Linked DNA regions of Homo sapiens: region 2 is linked to region 1. Evidence: chromatin contacts called from ENCODE Hi-C or POLR2A ChIA-PET data. All regions are on one chromosome and are shown on one strand. Each heading gives the region's core, a stretch centred on a gene start or an enhancer-like site at or near the end of the contact. The rest is flanking DNA. Distances are from core to core; before and after follow the strand shown. Region 1 has its middle 46 kb from the start of KL. Region 2 overlaps STARD13 (StAR related lipid transfer domain containing 13).

Region 1 (3,261 bases), core at 459-2,958:
ACCTGTAGGGACTGAGCCTGGCCCACTGCCCTGACTCATACAGGCCAATGATTTGGGACTCCTGATGGGTCCTCCTGAGCAGCCAAATCTTCTATCACCTTGAACACATTTGGTGGAGTAAAATATTGCCCAAGTTTTATGATCACAGTGTGTGCAGAATGAAAATGATAGAAAGAAAGAGAAAGGAGGGAGGGAGGAAGGAAAGAGGGGAGTCACAAAGTGGCTGAGGCCAAAAAGAGAAACCTAAGCAGAAGTAGGTAGACCAGAAGTTCAAAAAGTGTGACTGCAGGAAAGGTGAAGAATTACTGCCGCCAGAAGATGCTGGAAGCTTTTGTCCTTCTCCACCACCTCATCCTACTGAAGTTCACAATCACAGGGTCACTAGCAATCTTTTCCTAGCAACGGTTTCCTACTGGCCATGAAGTCATTCATCAGACACCTGTTAAATACCTTCTAGGCCCAGGTGTGGTGTCAAGTAGTTTGATCCTTATTCCTTAATCCCCACAACAGCCCTACGGGGTAGGCGGGAACCATGTAGCCCTGTGCTTCACACAGAGGAAATACTTGACAAATAATTGTTGGAACACTGTATGTTCTCACTTATAAGTGGGAGCCAAGCTCTGGGTATGCAAAGGCATACAGGTTAGTATAGTGGACATTGGAGACTCAGAGCAGGGAGGGATAAAAAGCTACATATCGGGTACAATATACACTACTCCTGTGATGGGTACACTAAACTTTCAGACTTTCACTACTATACAGTTCATCCATGTAATTAAAAACCACTTGTACCCCTAAAGCTACTGAAATAAAAAAAAGTATTAAACAAATGTTTGTTGAATAAGTAGTTTCAATCAAATAGAAAACATGCTGTGATAGGGTACACTGGGGATTCCATGGGAGCTACTAAGAGGAGTATCGGAGCACTCCTTTCGGAGGGCACAAATTATTTTACCTCTCTTTTCCCAGTGTCTCGCACAGAGGGCAGCAGCCAGTGTTTGTTGAATGAATGAGTGAGTGTTTGGATAAATTAAAACTAAGAAAAGCTACCCATAGATAGGCAAATCAGATTCTGTTTCAAATCTTTATTTGGGAGTTTATAATTACAAAAATTCTTTCTTTAAGGCAGATTTCAACTCTGATTATATTGCCATTGCTGTGCCTGAATAAAACATCACAAATCCGTTCTTCTTAAAAACAAATTTGAACCTAATCTGTTAAACAGAACCAGCTTTCAGCAGATTTTTTGTCTTCTCCCCTGCTGCTCTATATCCTGTGTCCACAAACAATGGATGAAAAGGGAAAAAACTCAGTTTAAAATATTTTCCTTGCACAGAAGAAAAAAAGCCAAAAAGGAAGCTTAATGTTTTTTGCCCGACTCATTCTGGGGACAGTTGATGGAATTGGCTATTTTTGCATTTATATACTCACAGCCTTATGTTTCTTGATAGTTTTTATCTCCCTCCCATCAGAATCATCACAAAGTTCTTTACCAATTATACAGCAAAGAAATTATATCATTATATAATGCCACAGATTGTGACAATTCAATGTTAAATAGCAGCCTAACATACTGAAAAGTATAACAGGAAGGAAAAACATTAACAAATGAGCTCATCTAGCTTATTATAGGAAGCAGGGCTTCAAAGTTCCCATTCTGCAGCAACAGCAGCAGCAAACATCAGCTAAGAGGGATGGGTGGATCGAGCACACGCGTAGCAAACAAGAACCTTGAAAGCGGCAGGCTGTGGGCAAACTGAAGTTTCATTTTCTATGTAGCTGACTCAGTCCAGCATGGACTTAGCTTTCCCCTCAAAAGTCCTCTGAGGTCATCAGACTCTGTTAATTTTCTCCTAGTATTCCATTAAAGAATTAGAGGCAGGCAAGGAGTCAAATTTGTAGAATTCGTTATGAAACCGTTGTCTGCTGATGGTGATGGTGCGGGCCTTCCTTGCTCACTGTTCACATGGTTTCTGGCATTTGAAAGCAGGGAAATGTGCTCATCAGAGTGGAATTTTTTTATTTCCATACATGGCTGATTTGCAAGGGGAAGGGGGAACCCATTCTATTACAGAGGTATATTCTGCAAAATACATCTGATGTGTTTCGCAGACACTTTTTACTCTTTAATGTTTGGTGGTCTTTGATTCGCTACCTGAATTCCATCAGCTTCTAACACAGAGTTTGGTCTCTTCTGTGACACTGGCTGCACATGGTTGGATGAAATAGTTAAAGAGACCATATCTAGAAGGAAGATAGCCAAAGCTTCTAAGCACAGTAAGCCAGATTCCCTGCAATAAGCCAGATTTGGGGCCAGATATTTTCCATCCAAAACCATGAAGCAGGTATTCCTGCTCCATTTTATGGGAGAAAACAAAAAACAAAAAACCTCTGAGACTTAGACTAAGTCAACATTTCACAAACTATGGTTCGTAGAGTTCATGAATCCAAATCACCTGGAAAACTTGTAAAATGCAGTTCTCTGGGCCTCACCATAAAACAACTCAATCAGAATATCTAGGGTGGGGCCCTGGAATATGATTTTAGCAAGTCCAAGTGGTTCTCACGTACCAAGGTCTTATTGGATGAGCAGTGTACCCAGGGTCACCCTGCTAGGAAAGGGTGGAGACAGGATTCCCACTTAGGTCCGTGGACTCCAAAGCCTGTATTTTTGCTGTTTCTGAGCTCCCTTCTAACATTCTAACATGTTATGAATATAACCAACTTAAAATATCATAGTAATAATAACAATAGTTTTTTATTGAATACTTAGTGTGGCAGGCCAAAGAATACTTAACACACACTATCCCAGTGATCCTCTCAACACCCTACTGGGGTCAGAATTATTACTGTATTATTATCTATTTTGCATATGTGGAAACTTAAGTTGGAGAAGTTATTTTAATCCTTAACCATCTGTAGCAAAGGTAGTGTTAAGAATTACTTTCAGGAGGCTGTTCGATTTAGTCAAAACAAAGGATTTCTATGCAAATGAAGCTTTAAGATAAATGCCTTTGTTCTCCCTCCCACATAGACAGCCCCTCCTAAACCCATCCAGTGTGGAAATTCTGGAGACTGCACTGGTCTTACTGGAAAGCCTAAGTTCTTAACCATTATTCAGTCCTGCTTCACACATTGAACACCCATTTCTTTTTAGCATAATTATTTCATTTCATTTCAATTCCATCAAATGCTTGTGGAGCATCCAATTTATAATAGGCATGTGCTGAGCCTGTAGGAGATGGGAAGGCCAATTAGACA
Region 2 (3,261 bases), core at 306-2,805, 140 kb before region 1:
GATAGATGACAGCTAAATAGATAGATGATAAATAGATGGTAGATGATAAAGAGAGATAAATAGATGATTGATAGGTAGATAATAGAGATAGATAATAGATTATAGATAGATAAAATGTGTCTCATGCTACATTTCAACTTCAGGATTTGTCAACACTCTTTTCATAATCAGAAAATCTTGTGAGACACCCTAATTCACGGGGCTCAGATTCATAGAATTATTGAGCTAGCATTGAAGAATGCCAGCTGTGATCCAGAAAGCTTGAGTTTTATGTTGTCTGTGTGAGTGAGGAGGAAAACATACACAAAGTAGTATTTTACAATTTTTAAAAGGCTATATTTAAGACCAAAGCACAGGAGCTTGCAGTTAAGGGGTTTCAAACTTTGGAAAAACAGATTAATTTTGTCCCCTGCTGTTCTTCCTGCCCTTTAGTTTTCCAAGATTTTTCCTTGTGAACTGTCAGACTGTTAGCCTGATTCAGATATCTAAGATATGTGATCATTGTTTTTATTTGGAAACGCAAAAGCCTGGGATCTGGATAGCATCTGGGTATAAACAGAAAACAAAAGGGATGAGTTTGGTATTGTGACAAGCTCGTTGGTGTGGGATCTGCTTAGCACACTCACGTTCAATTACAGAGTCATACAGAAGAAATATGCCACTGGGAAGCCAGATCAAAAGGACCTCAACGAGAATCTGGCAGCAGCTCAGGGGCTAGCGCACATGATCATGGAATGCGACAGACTTTTTGAGGTGAGCAAAAGGCTCGAACCTCCGCCTCCCTAGTAGCTCTTGGAACTAGATAAGACGCTTGGGATTGTTGCTACATTTATGGTTTCTATCTGTTTGTTCCTGATTTTATGACAATAGTATATGTTATAGCTCTGGTGTTTGCTTCCAAGAAAGCTGAGGAGCTAGCTATACAATTGAGGCTTTGATAAAGACACTTGGGATTACCATACTGATGGTTTTTATGCAAACAGTGCATCACCTGCCATTATCAGGTTCAAGGCCAGTCAGCCAATTATGTTCTATTTGATTTTACCTTGGAGCTTGATTAGGTTAAACATCTGTGTGAGTGTGTGTATGATACTGAGGAATCTTTGTTGCTAAGAACCAATGACAGCTTATGAATACAGCCACAGATATGTAAAAGAAGTAAGTGAACCAGACTTGTGGCATACTTTTGTGATAGAATTGGCATTTGTCAATGGGAAAAGTGTGCTAAAAAAGTAAAGCTATTCCCAAGTCATGTTTGATGTTTCCCTTCACAAGTCTGTCTGTTTTAAGTCTTATTCATAGTGGGTAAAGTTGTCTGAGCCCATATTTTGCCAAACTGAATAAAAAGACAGTAAAGGTAAAATAAAAGGGAAGTGAAAATAATAAAGGGGAAGTCATTGCAATGTTTTGAATAATAAATACAGCCTCAGAAACATGTTTGTATTTCCTGACTTTAGGAAGGCCCCTCCCGGCCTTGGCAATGATCTTAGAAAAACATCTCTGGCCGTGTGGCCCTCGGCCCGTGGCTCAGAGCCGGGTTGTGGGTGAAATGGCTTTGCTTTCTTTGAGTCTCGGCGTTTCTTTGGCTCAGTGTGTTGCCCTTTCATGCATCCGTTGGTCTAGGTTCCACACGAGTTGGTGGCCCAGTCTCGTAACTCGTATGTGGAGGCTGAGATCCACGTGCCAACCCTGGAAGAATTGGGGACACAGCTGGAGGAGAGTGGGGCAACTTTCCACACTTACCTGAACCATCTCATCCAGGGCCTCCAGAAAGAAGCCAAGGAGAAGTTCAAAGGATGGGTCACGTGCTCCAGCACGGACAATACAGATCTTGCTTTCAAAAAGGTAATCTCAGAGGATGGAAAAAGATCACCCCCAGAAAGCCACAGCTAACAATCAGACATTTGTTTTTGCATTGAAAACAGCTGCTGTGTCCACAGGGCTTGGCACACACGCGGACAGTTAAGGCACATGAACCATTCAAAGAACTCAGTCCAGAGATCTGTTGCCTATAATCAGAGAGTAAACTATGGAGCCGGACAGCTGGATCCCGGTCCTGTCTCTCCCCCGTAGCTGTGTGATGTTGGGCAAGTCACACACCTCTCTGTGCCTCAGTTTTCCCATTTGCAAAATGGACATTGTAAGAGTACCACTGTCGGAGGAAGGCTAATTTACAAACCAAATGGCTTAGAATAGTTCCTGGCACACAGTAACCACTAGGTGTGTTGGTGATTATTATTTTTATCATCATTATTATTCTTTTAAGCTTAAGGACTAAAATGTTACAGCTGAGGTATGTAGTATCACTCTCAATTTACATAATCAGTGATGGTTTTTGAACACCCAGCAAGGTATGATAGCAAAACTAAAAGCCCAAACAAAAAATGTTGGACCCATATCCCAGACAACCTCTTCAGCTTCTGACGTTGTCTTTCCCAAGGTGGGCGACGGGAACCCGCTGAAGCTGTGGAAGGCTTCTGTGGAGGTGGAAGCACCCCCCTCAGTGGTCCTGAACCGCGTGCTGAGAGAGCGCCACCTGTGGGACGAGGACTTTGTGCAGTGGAAGGTTGTGGAAACTCTAGACAGGCAAACAGAGATCTACCAGTATGTGCTGAACAGCATGGCTCCCCATCCTTCCAGAGACTTTGTGGTTCTCAGGTGAGCCTGACTCTAGGGTTTATGATGTTCTGTTCCAAAGGCAGGACGCGAACTGTAGATGTGAGCACTTCTCCTGGTGTCTCCCACCAAAGTCCAGCCTCCACGGGGAACACTAAGCCGGCTCTTGTTTCCCTCAGTGACATCTGAGTTTTCTGTGTCGATGCCCGACTTCCTGTGTCTTTTCACCCAGCCTACAGCTCTGCCTGGGCTCTCTGATTGCCCCTCTCCTTGTGGAGCACACAGTTTATTAGGCCATAAATATTATTCATTTCCTCAGAGCAGACGGCCCAGAAAAGCTGCTGTTTGTCCGGTTGCACTTTCTGCCAAATTATGCAAATGGATCTGACTGGCTTTTCTTCTGATTTTGTTTTTCTCCCCTGGGAAAGTGTGTGTAACTCTCAAGACTGGAGTAGGTTTGACTTCAGAACTCATCTGTATAACTTCAGATGCTCATAGCTATTACTATGCTCAGAAACCTTGGCACTGCCCTGGAGGTCCAGAAAATCTTGTTGATTCTGTGTCTGCCAAGGAAATATTTCTTCTGATTGATGTAAGGGTTGAGTTCCAGACCCCTGTTCTTGGGGTTTGGAAGGGGATGCTCAA

What was found. Hi-C counts contacts between places; a loop is a spot of excess contacts on that map. ChIA-PET counts read pairs that join two places held with the same protein, here RNA polymerase II (POLR2A). Pooled maps may share reads with other maps.
Region 2: a loop to region 1 is called in a pooled map, with 2.4 times the contacts of the local background. The contact joins two enhancer-like sites. A Hi-C loop is called at or near these places in 3 of 50 pooled maps. POLR2A ChIA-PET finds 5 or more read pairs at or near these places in 3 of 52 experiments (BJ, HEK293 and activated T-cell).

The regions. Positions count from the first base shown.
Region 1 is chr13:32,968,321-32,971,581 of GRCh38, reverse strand. No RefSeq gene overlaps it. Among named protein-coding and RNA genes, the nearest start is that of KL, 46 kb to the left of the region's middle. Within about 2 kb of position 1,708, at least 6 of the 41 ENCODE cell types and tissues checked have a DNase peak (open chromatin) inside an H3K27ac peak, as active enhancers do.
Region 2 is chr13:33,109,270-33,112,530 of GRCh38, reverse strand. STARD13 (StAR related lipid transfer domain containing 13) reads left to right here. Exons shown (of 14, transcript NM_178006.4): 10 at 639-753; 11 at 1,624-1,845; 12 at 2,441-2,658. Among named protein-coding and RNA genes, the nearest start is that of KL, 94 kb to the right of the region's middle. RefSeq lists enhancers at 2,702-2,791, 2,892-2,951. Within about 2 kb of position 1,555, at least 19 of the 41 ENCODE cell types and tissues checked have a DNase peak (open chromatin) inside an H3K27ac peak, as active enhancers do.